Linked DNA regions of Homo sapiens: region 1 is linked to region 2. Evidence: chromatin loops called from intact Hi-C (ENCODE). Cell type or tissue: PC-3. All regions are shown on one strand. Links, peaks and the distances in the headings refer to the core of each region. The heading gives the core; the rest is flanking DNA. Region 1 has its middle 130 kb from the start of IZUMO3. Region 2 has its middle 250 kb from the start of IZUMO3.

Region 1 (5,390 bases), core at 263-5,262, 120 kb after region 2:
AAGTAGCAATAAAGAAATTTGAAGTTCAAGATTTTTAGAGTTTCTCAACATGGCCCATTTAATATTGTGATGGTTAATACTGAGTGTCAACTTGATTGGACTGAAGAATACAAAGTATTAATCTCCGGTGTATCTGTGAGGGTGTTGCCAAAGGGATTAATATTTGAGTCAGTGGGTTGGGGAAGACAGAACCACCCTTAATCTGGTGGGCACCCTCTAATCATCTTCCAGCGAACTTAAAGCAGGCAGAAAAATGTGAAAAGGCGAGACTGGCCTAGTCTCCCAGCCTACATCTTTCTCCTGTGCTGGATGCTTCCAGCCCTCGAATATTGGACTCCAAGTTCTTCAGTTTTGAAACTTGGACCAGCTCTCCTTGCTCCTCAGCTTGTAGTCAGCCTACTGTGGGACCTTGTGATTGTATATGTTAATACTTAATAAACTCCCCATCTTATATATATTCTATTAGTTGTGTCCCTCTAGAGAACCCTAATACAAACATGTAAGAGAGTGAGGAATTAAATTGTTCTCTAATTCCAAACACAGTACTTTTTAGGCTATTTGAAGAAATCTGGGTACAATAAAATCTACATAAATGGTATAGTAAGATGCTACTTCAGTACTCTCTTTTCTTCCAAGCTGAGTCTTGAAAATATTAACGTAGAACTGGAGTGTGTAAATGAGACATGCAGTTCAAATAAAACTCATCTGGTTGTGGGTCCATCTTTCAAAGGCCTTGCAGAATCAAACAGATTCTAGGACTTTCTGTGTCAACCTTTTAAGGGATAATTTAGTATAGAGCATGTTGGAGCACATGATAAAGAATATAGCAAGAAATCTAATACAAGATCCTCCGACAAGGAAATAAGCAAAGCTGCACTGGAAGTAAAACTCACATGTTGTGTTAATGACAGGTAATTGAAGAAACCTATAAAAGATTTCAAAACCAGAAGGCCTCTTTTTATGTACAGTGAGAATTCTGGTTAGCCCTTGTACAACCATGTGCCCTTACATGGTTTGAAAAGCTCTTTGATTCAAAAGAAGTCCCACTGCCTAAGAAAGAAGAGAAAATTTTCCAGATAAATGTGAATCAAAATCATAGGTACCATTAAATTAGGCTACGTTGTGTATGTTTTTAGCATAGCATTAAGAGGAAGAAAGGATAATCCCAGAAAGACAACAGAGTTAAAATTTCAAAAGCTCTTCAAAAAGTTGTGATTTGTTGTGATAGAGCATGTTGCGTGTGACGAACAATGTTTCGAGGTATGCATTTGAAGCACAAAGTGTGAGGAATTTGAGGCACGCTGACTGAGTTAGAGAGCTTGAATGATAAGTCAAGGATAGTTCATAAATAATAGGAAATGAGAATTACCCCTTCCTCATTTATTCTAGAACTGAATCCTAATAGTAAATCTCTTCGGGGACAGCTCTACAGGCATTTTGCAACCCTAGAAACACTGAGTAGCATATACATTGCATTAGCTGAGGTAGAGACTTGCTGTTTTTTAACTGTACAAACTGTATGCCATAAAGGTGCTGTATCATTCACACGATTTGTAACAAATCTTTTGTATTTTTTTCTCACAATAATTTATCTGAAATAGAAGCCAACACCTTCCAGGTTACTATGCCTAGCTATTGAATTAATTCATGAGCTGGACTAAAATAATGGGCCATTTTTCACCACCAGGATTGAGAATATTTCAGTGTCTGAATAAAGATAAGAATAAAGTTAAAGCAACTCAACTTTGTGGAGATGTCACCAGGAGGAAAACAGAATTAGATGCTCATATTAGCACTTTAATTCTTTTTATTATAACATAATTGAAATTATGGCTAAAAAAATAGAGATTGTTACAGGTAAAAACAAATACTAATATTAACACCCATTATGGTTATTTCATGGAAAAATTGGAGAATTACCATCCTTTCATGATATTGGCCATCCTAAAGAGAAATGAAGTCTATGTAGTAAGATCTGCATGACTACACTATTGAAGCATGCCATCTGTACTGATAAACCAAGAATTCTGTCAATGCAAGAACAAAAACACATTCAGAGCAATTCCCCAGAATGGAGTTGACTTCCTTAGTGTACAAAACCAGGACTGGATACTTGAAGGAAAATGTAAATAATCCCAGATAAAACAGTGACTTTTTGTAGGTTCTGAGCCTCTGCCAACCACAACAATTTGACAACTCAAAAAGGAAATTGGATAGTAGTTGACATAATTTTTCTCTATTCTCCAATAACTTTTTCAATTTATTTTTACCAAAATCAGAAAACGTATTTTTCCCCTTGAAAAAAAAAAACACAGAAGACTGATGAGAAAGATGTATGTGTGAAAATGTGTGCCAGATTTTAAGAAATTAATGCTTACCTCATTATTTTCCTCTATCAATGAAATTAATGGGAAATGGTATCCAACTCAGTTTAAACAAATTAGTAGACACTCCTCATTTCTGACAAACAGTATCAACAAATCTCCACCACCACTACCACTGGAAACTCAGTGATTAAGCTAATCGTCGAATTCTGTGGTTCGCAATGGTAGTTGCATATTAGAATTACCTGGGGTACATTAAATCAGTATTTCTGTGGGTGAGAACTAGTCATCAGCATTTTTTAAAGCTTCCAAATAATTCTAATATCTAGTTAAGATTCAGGACTGGTATTATCCTTGGAAAAGTTGCAGAAATGTGAATGTGAAATGTTTATTTGGTATACTTTCATGACTTGAAAATCATTGCAGGTAACCAAATTTCTCCTACCTCCTTTTATCATTAGAACAAATAATATTGTTCTTACACTTAAAGGTCTATAGGGAGAATTATTTAGCTAAAACCAAACATTAAATGAAAACTTTACCATGTTCAGGTAACTTAGTTTTATTCCTGTGGGTTCTTAAGCAAACTAATTCTTAGAGCTTATTCATTTGTAAAATGGGATGACTGTATCTACTTTACAGGGCTATCATGAAACAAAATGAGTCAGCCCATGAGAAAGTACCTAGTAAAATGCTTGCATGTAATAGACATTCATATGGTAGCCAAATAATTATAAACTGTAATTACAAGTATGCTATTGTGGTCATAATTGCAATAAGTTAAGAGGCTTGTTAATAATTTTTACTTAAGATGTATGCAAACAAATATTTATTAAACACTTATCATGGTGAGGCACTGTTCTATATGCTGAAAATATAGCAGCACAAAGCAAATGAAAATTCCCGCTCTTCATTAAATTTTAATTTTCCGGGAGACCCTGACAACATATTATGTGAACAAGGAGAAAAAAAAACATGCAGGTGGGGAGGCACTCACTATTTTTCAGTGTCCATAAAGTTTTATTGGGATACAGTCATGATAATTTGTTTACACATCTACAGAGACATTCATTTTAGATAAAACAACAAGGGGAGTTCCCCTTGAAACAGTCTCTTTTGAGTAAAGATCAGAGAGCAGGGAGGGAGTTAACCATGGAGATACCTAAAATAAGACATTTTAGGCAACAGTAAGAACATGCATGGGGTGTTCATGTAGCAGCAATGAAGCTATTGTGGCAGAATTGAAATCAAGTAAGGGCGAGAGTAATAGGAGATGAGATCTCAGAGGTAACATGGGCAGAGGCTGATGTGATCACATAAGGCCCCATGGGTACCTTTTCAAGTACCATTTCAGGTATATTTCTATTTCCTGCCCCCATGTTTCAGTGCAGTTATGTAAAAGGGCTCTGGACAAAGATTTGTGAGCAAAACATGACATGTAATTCTTGTAGGCCAGAGTCCAGAGTATATACTTGCCTCAGCATGGTGTCAAACATACTTGAGATATTGCCTGCTCTATCAGTCTTTATCCCTGGATGCCTATAAAGGAAAGAACTCACAACCGCCGCAATGAAAACATAGCAGAAGGCAGAAGTAAACTTGGGTTGTATTTGAAACCACTAAGACTCTGGGGGCTGCTTGTTACTGCTTATAAAGTATCTTGACTCATACATGGTTCATAATAAGTAATTTTGTTTTCATTCTGAGCCAAAAGGGAAACCAGTGGAGATTTTTAAGACAGGTTTGAGATAATTTGACTTAACTTTAGACAATGTCACTCTGTCTATGTTGTTGAGAATAGGCTGCACGGATTGAGGCGAGGCTCTTGATAAAAAGAGATACTACTGAGAATGTGCATGCTTGGGCAGGGTCAGTTAGCTCAGACACCTCTTTAATCAAAATGGTGGTGAAGGGAACAAACGTGTCTAGCCTCTGTACCTGCGTTGTTTCCACCAGCATACTGTCTATTTTCTCTTTTGTCCATCATCCTTAATTAAGACATTTTCTCTTTTTTTTCTGTTCAGCTGCTTATGGTTTAATTCTTATGCACAAATATTAATTATAATAACCATATATAAGTAACAGATTTAAAATGAAATCACACATATTCAGGTTCTACTATGTAACAGGTAATAGATACTGAACAAATTCAAATACTTTTCTTTTACCCTTGAAGTCTTTCAGTCTAGCTGGAATCTCAGGACAAATACAAGAGTGCATACAATAGCAACAGTGCCCACGGTAAGTTTGTTAGAGCAGCTTAGGAAAGAGGTAAGTCAGATAATTAGTATCAAATTCATGGAGCAGGTAACATGTGAGCTTTGGGGGTAATATGGAACTTTCATGGGTGAAGATGTGGCAAGGCATTTCAATAAAAATAAATGCATAGGCTGGGCATGGCGGCTCACGCCTGTAATCCCAGCACTTTGGGAGGCCAAGGCGGGCAGATCACCTGAGGTCAGGAGTTCAAGACCAGCCTGGTCAACATGGTGAAACTCTGTCTCTACTAAACATACAAAAATTAGCTGGGCGTGGTGGTGCATGCCTCTAATCCCAGCTACTTGGGAGGCTGAGGCGGAAGAATCGCTTAACCTGGGAGGCAGAGGTTGCAGTGAGCTGAGATTGTACCACTGCACTCTAGCCTGGGTGACAGAGTGAGACTCCTTCTCAAAAAAATAAAAATTAAATTAATAAATAAATAAATGCATAATATCAGTGAGGAAGTAATATTACATGGTAATCATCTTCAGACAAAGTAGTTAGACTTATTATGAAAGAACATAATATTTACTAAAAAGGAAGTAAAGAAAAAAAGAAAGTAATTTGGAAAAGTATTGAAGCAAAAAATTATAAATGTCCTTGAATAACAGACTGGAAAATAAAGAACAGCCAAAGAGAACGTTTTAGTATTATTGAAGTTTCAACATAATCGAAGGTTGTTTACAATTTCTTATGCAAAGATGAAACAGGCGATTTAAAACATGGTTTTGAAAACATACCTGATGTAACCATATACACAATTTTGTCCCGATTTCAATAAACAACACTAGTTTGCCTTTTTTATTA
Region 2 (5,390 bases), core at 318-5,317:
TCGTTTTTAGTTAATGTTGCGTATGGTGTAAGATAAGGGCCCAATATTATTATTTTGCATGTGCTCTTCAAGATTTTAGGAGCTGAAATGTGTCAACTGCTATCCAAGTCTTCAAAATCTTTCTTAGCAGGTTCAAGCCTCCAATGACTCTTTCTTAGAATCTATTGTCATTGCTATATTTAATGATCAGGAGGAGTTTGTCTTATAAGACTTTTATTTTGATCAACTCTTTTTCAAGGCAATAAAAGTTATAATTACCTTTGTATTTTATTTGATCTTGAGAAGCCACTTCCTCTTTTTATATGGAAAAACTATAACTTTAGTAAAGTTTTATTATTTACCTGTTCATTTATTGGCTATGTGGTCATACTCATCAAATTTAACTTTAAAGATGGATTTAGTATGTTTTGTGCTTCTGTAGCAGAGTAACTGAGACTGGGTAATTGATAAACAATAGATTTTTTTTCTTGCAGTTTTAGAAGCTGAGAAGTCGAAGGTCTTTGAACCTGCATCAGGTGAGGGCATTCTTGCTGTGTCATTCCAAGGCAGAAGGGCAAGAGAGGGTAAGAGCAAGAGCAAGATAGAAAGATTCAAACTCATTCTTTTATCAGGAACCCACTCCTGTGATAACTAGCCCACCTCCATGATAACACCATTAGTCCCCCTTTTAAAGGTACCACCTATCAACAGTGTTGCATTCGGTATTGAATTACTAACACATGAACTTTAGGGGACACAGTGAACCCAAAACAGGAATACAGTACCATATTTCTTTGGACATTTAAAGTTAAAGCTGATTTTAAGTTAAGCAAACTGTGTGTATGAAAAGATAAAAAAGGTTGAGTCACTCCTCAAATAATAAAAAGCAGATGAAATCAATCCAATTCATCTTATTTTCTTTGCCCTTTGACTTACTACATAAATAATGTATACAAAAAGTCCCTTGAGTAATTTGGTACTTGGCTAAAACAAGAGGGAAATGATACTTTCTAATACAAGTATTCCTAGGAAGAGGGTTGACAAGTATAAATACATTTTTTAAAAATGCAGTGTATAGTACTGACTCCAAAGAACAATGAGTCAAATTTCCCCAAGGATTACTCCACATTACGAGTAAATACCAACTAGTTTAGTTCATAAATGAATGTTTACACGACTTAATATGTCTACCTCTAAAATATGTTCTCTAGAAAAGACATCATAATATTTTTCCATTGATTGTGTCACCAAGCCTGGCATTCAAGTTGAGAAATTTGCCAAAGTATACTATAAATTATAACTCAAGGTAAATTGAAGGTTTATTTCTCTTTACAGATTAATACATTTAAGTTAAGAAGCAAATAATGAAGAGTAAAATAAGTATTTATGTGCATATTAATTTCCTCTGATATATTTTGAATTGAACATTAATCAGTTCCAGCCAGAAAAATGTATCTTTAGTACTTACTACTCCCTAGAAATTTGATTACTTAATTTTCAATATTAATATTGATATTTAATTTTCAATATTATTATTAATATCACTGACATATTAATTATGGGAACATACAGAGAAATACGGTGGATTCCTTGTTCCAATATTATGTCTTGTCCTCATGATTACAGGATTGTGAAATAAGTCATTCATCAACATTCTTGTGTCTTTGTGAAAATTATCTAACACGTTCTCAAAAATAAACTGCAATAAAGTGAAAAAAACATCACTAAGAGATGGAACAGAGATACAGACTGTAAACATTAGTTATTCCATAAGCAATTTAATTTTTTTATTATAACTTAAGTTCTGGGGTACATGTGTATAGCGTGGAAGTTTGTTACATAGGTATATACATGACCCATCAACCCGTCATCTACATTAGGTATTTCTCCTAATGCTATCCCTCCCTTAGCCCCCCAACCCCTGAAAGGCCAGGGTGTGTGATGTTCCCCTCCCTGTGTCCATGTGTTCTCATTGTTCAGCTCCCACTTATGGGTTAGAACATGTCGTGTTTGGTTTTCTGTTCTTGTGTTAGTTTGCTGAGAATGACGGTTTCTAGCTTCATCCACGTCCCTGCAAAGGACATGATATCATTCCTTTTTATGGTTGCATAGTATTCCATGGTGTATATGTGCCACATCTTCTTTATCCAGTCTATCATTGATGGGCATTTGGGTTGGTTGCAAGTCTTTGCTATTGTGAACAGTGCCACAATAAGCATACGTGTGCATGTGTCTTTGTAGTAGAATGATTTATAATCATTTGCGTATATACCCAGTAATGAGATTGCTGGGTCTAATGGTATTTCTGGTTCTAGATCCTTGAGAAAGAGCCACACTCTCTTCCACAATGGTTGAACTAATTTACACTCCCACCAACAGTGTACAAGAATTCCTATTTCTCCACATCCTCTCCAGTATCTGTTGTTTCCTGACTTTTTAATGATCAACTTTCTAACTAGTGTGAGATGGTATCTCATTGTGGTTTTGATTTGCATTTCTCTAAAGACCAGTGATGATAAGCTTTTATTCATACGTTTTTTGGCCACATAAGTGTCTTCTTTTGAAAAGTGTCTGTTCATATCATTCACCCACTTTTTGATGGGGTTGTTTTCTCATAAATTTGTTGAAGATCTTTGTAGATTCTGGATATTAGCCTTTGTCAGATAGATAGATTGCAAAACTTTTCTCCCATTCTGTAGGTTGCCTGTTCACTCTGATGATAGTTTATTTTGCTGTGCAGAAGCACTTTAGTTTAATTAGATCCCATTTGTCAATTTTGGCTTTTGTTGCCTTTGCTTTTGGTGTTTTAGTCATGAAGACTTTGACCATGCCTATGTCCTGAATGGTATTACCTAGGTTTCCTTCTAGGGTTTTTATGGTTTTAGGTCTTACACTGAAGTCTTTAATCCATCTTGAGTTAATTTTTTTTTTTTTTTTTTTGAGACGGAGTCTCGCTCTGTCGCCCAGGCCGGACTGCGGACTGGAGTGGCGCAATCTCGGCTCACTGCAAGCTCTGCTTCCCGGGTTCACGCCATTCTCCTGCCTCAGCCTCCCGAGTAGCTGGGACTACAGGCGCCTGCCACTGCGCCCGGCTAATTTTTTGTATTTTTAGTAGAGACGGGGTTTCACCTTGTTAGCCAGGATGGTCTCGATCTCCTGACCTCGTGATCCACCCGCCTCGGCCTCCCAAAGTGCTGGGATTACAGGCGTGAGCCACCGCGCCCGGCGAATTAATTTTTGTATAAGGTGTAAGGAAGGGGTCCAATTTCAGTTTTCTGCATATGGCTAGCTAGTTTTCCCAACACGATTTATTAAATAGGGAATCCTTTCCCCATTGCTTGTTTTTGTCAGGTTTGTCAAAGATCAGATGGTTGTAGATGTGTGGTGTTATTTCTGAGGCCTCTGCTCTGTTCCATTGGTCTATATATCTGTTTTGGTACCAGTATCATGCTGTTTTGGTTACTGTAGTCTTGTAGTATAGTTTGAAACCAGGTAGCGTAATACCTCCAGCTTTGTTCTTTTTGCTTAAGATTGTCTTGCCTATATGGGTTCCTCTTTTTTTCCACATGAAATTTAAAGTAGTTTTTTTTTTTTTAGTTCTGTGAAGAAAGTCAGTGATAACTTGTTGGGGATAGCATTGAATCTCTAAATTACTTTGGGCAGCATGGCCATTTTCACAATATTGATTCCTCCTATACATGAGCATGGAATATTTTTTCATTTGTGTCCTCTTTTATCTCCTTGAGCAGTGGTTTGTAGTTCCCCTTAAAGAGGTCTTTCACATCCCTTGTTAGCTGTATTCTTAGATATTTTATTCTCTTTGTAGCCATTGTGAATTGGAGTTCATTCATGATTTGGCTCTGTGTTTGTCTATTACTGGTATAGGAATGCTTGTGATTTTTGCACCTTCATTTTGTATCCTGAGACTTTGCTGAAGTTGCTTACCAGCTTAAGGAGATTTTGGACTGAGACAATGGGGTTGTCTAAATATACAATCATGTCATCTGCATGAAGACAATTTGACTTCATTTCTTCCTCTTTGAATACCTTTTATTTCTTTCTCTTCCCTGATTGCCCTGGCCAGAACTTCCAATACTATGTTGAATAGGAATGGTGAGAGGGCATCCTTGTGTTGTGGCGGATTTCAAAGGGAAGGCTTCTAGTTTTTGCCCATTCAGTATGATATTGGCTGAGGGTTTGTCATAAATATCTCTTATTGTATTGAGATATGTTCCATCAATACGTAGTTTATTGAGAGTTTTTAGTATGAAGGGCTGTTGAACTGTGTCAAAGGCCTTTTTCTGCATCTATTGAGATAATCAATTGGTTTTTGTCATTGGTTCTGTTTATGTGATGGATTACATTTATTGATTTGTGTATGTTGAACCAGCCTTGCATCTCAGGGATGAAGCCAACTTGATCGTGGTGGTTAAGCTTTTTGATATGCTGCTGGATTCGGTTTGCCAGCATTTTATTGAGGATTTTTGCATCAATGTTCATCAGGGATATTGGACTGATTTTTTTGGTTGTTGTTGTGTCTCTGCCAGATTTTGATATCAGGATGACGCTGGCATCATAAAATGAATTAGAGAGGATTCCCTCTTTCTCTATTGTTTGGAATAGTTTCAGAAGGAATGATACCAGCTCCGTTTCGTACTTCTGGTAGAATTTGGCTGTGAATCTGTCTGCTTCTGGGCTTTTTTTGGTTGGTAGGCTATTAATTACCGCCTCAATTTCAGAACTTATTATTGGTCTATTCAGGGATTCGATTTCTTCCTGGTTTAGACTTGGAAGGGTATATGTGTCCAGGAATTTATCCATTTCTTCTAGATTTTCTAGTTTATTTGCATAGAGGTGTTTATAGCATTCTCTGATGGTAGTTTGTATTTCTGCAGGATCAGTGGTGATATCCCCTTTATCATTTTTTATTGCGTCTATTTGATTCATCTCTCTTCTTTATTAGTCTGGCTAGTGGTCTATTTCGTTGATCTTTTCATAAAACCTGTTCCTGGATTCAGTGAATTTTGAGGAGTTTTTTGTGTCTCTACCTCTTTCAGTTCTGCTCTGATCTTAGGCATTACTTGTCTTCTTCTGGCTTTTGAATTTGTTTGCTCTTGCTTCTTTAGTTATTTTAATTGTGATGTTAGGGTGTCGATTTTTAGATCTTTCCTGATTTCTCTTGTGGGCATTTAGTGCTATAAATTTTGCTCTAAACACTGCTTTAGCTGTGTCCCAGAGATTCTGGTACGTTGTAACTTTGTTCTCATTGGTTTCAAAGAACATCTTTATTCCTGCCTTCATTTCATTATTTACCCAGTAGTCATTCAGGATCAGGTTGTTCAGTTTCCATGTAGTTGTGCGGTTTTGAGTGAGTTTCTTAATTGTGAGTTCTAATTTGATTGCACTGTGGT

Evidence for each region. A loop is a pair of places that touch in the nucleus more often than their neighbours do. Peaks named below come from ENCODE experiments on the same cell type or tissue, not always from the same donor. Only the 100,000 strongest peaks of a DNase experiment are listed, where the experiment ranks them.
Region 1: a loop joins it to region 2, with 5 times the contacts of the local background. A loop is called at or near these places in 1 of 110 quality-filtered maps.

The regions. Positions count from the first base shown.
Region 1 is chr9:24,670,102-24,675,491 of GRCh38, reverse strand. No RefSeq gene overlaps it. Among named protein-coding and RNA genes, the nearest start is that of IZUMO3, 130 kb to the right of the region's middle. In PC-3, for the core only: no CTCF peak of the experiment used is centred there; no DNase peak of the experiment used is centred there; H3K27ac peaks cover 1,407 bases.
Region 2 is chr9:24,789,600-24,794,989 of GRCh38, reverse strand. No RefSeq gene overlaps it. Among named protein-coding and RNA genes, the nearest start is that of IZUMO3, 250 kb to the right of the region's middle. In PC-3, for the core only: no CTCF peak of the experiment used is centred there; no DNase peak of the experiment used is centred there; H3K27ac peaks cover 1,102 bases.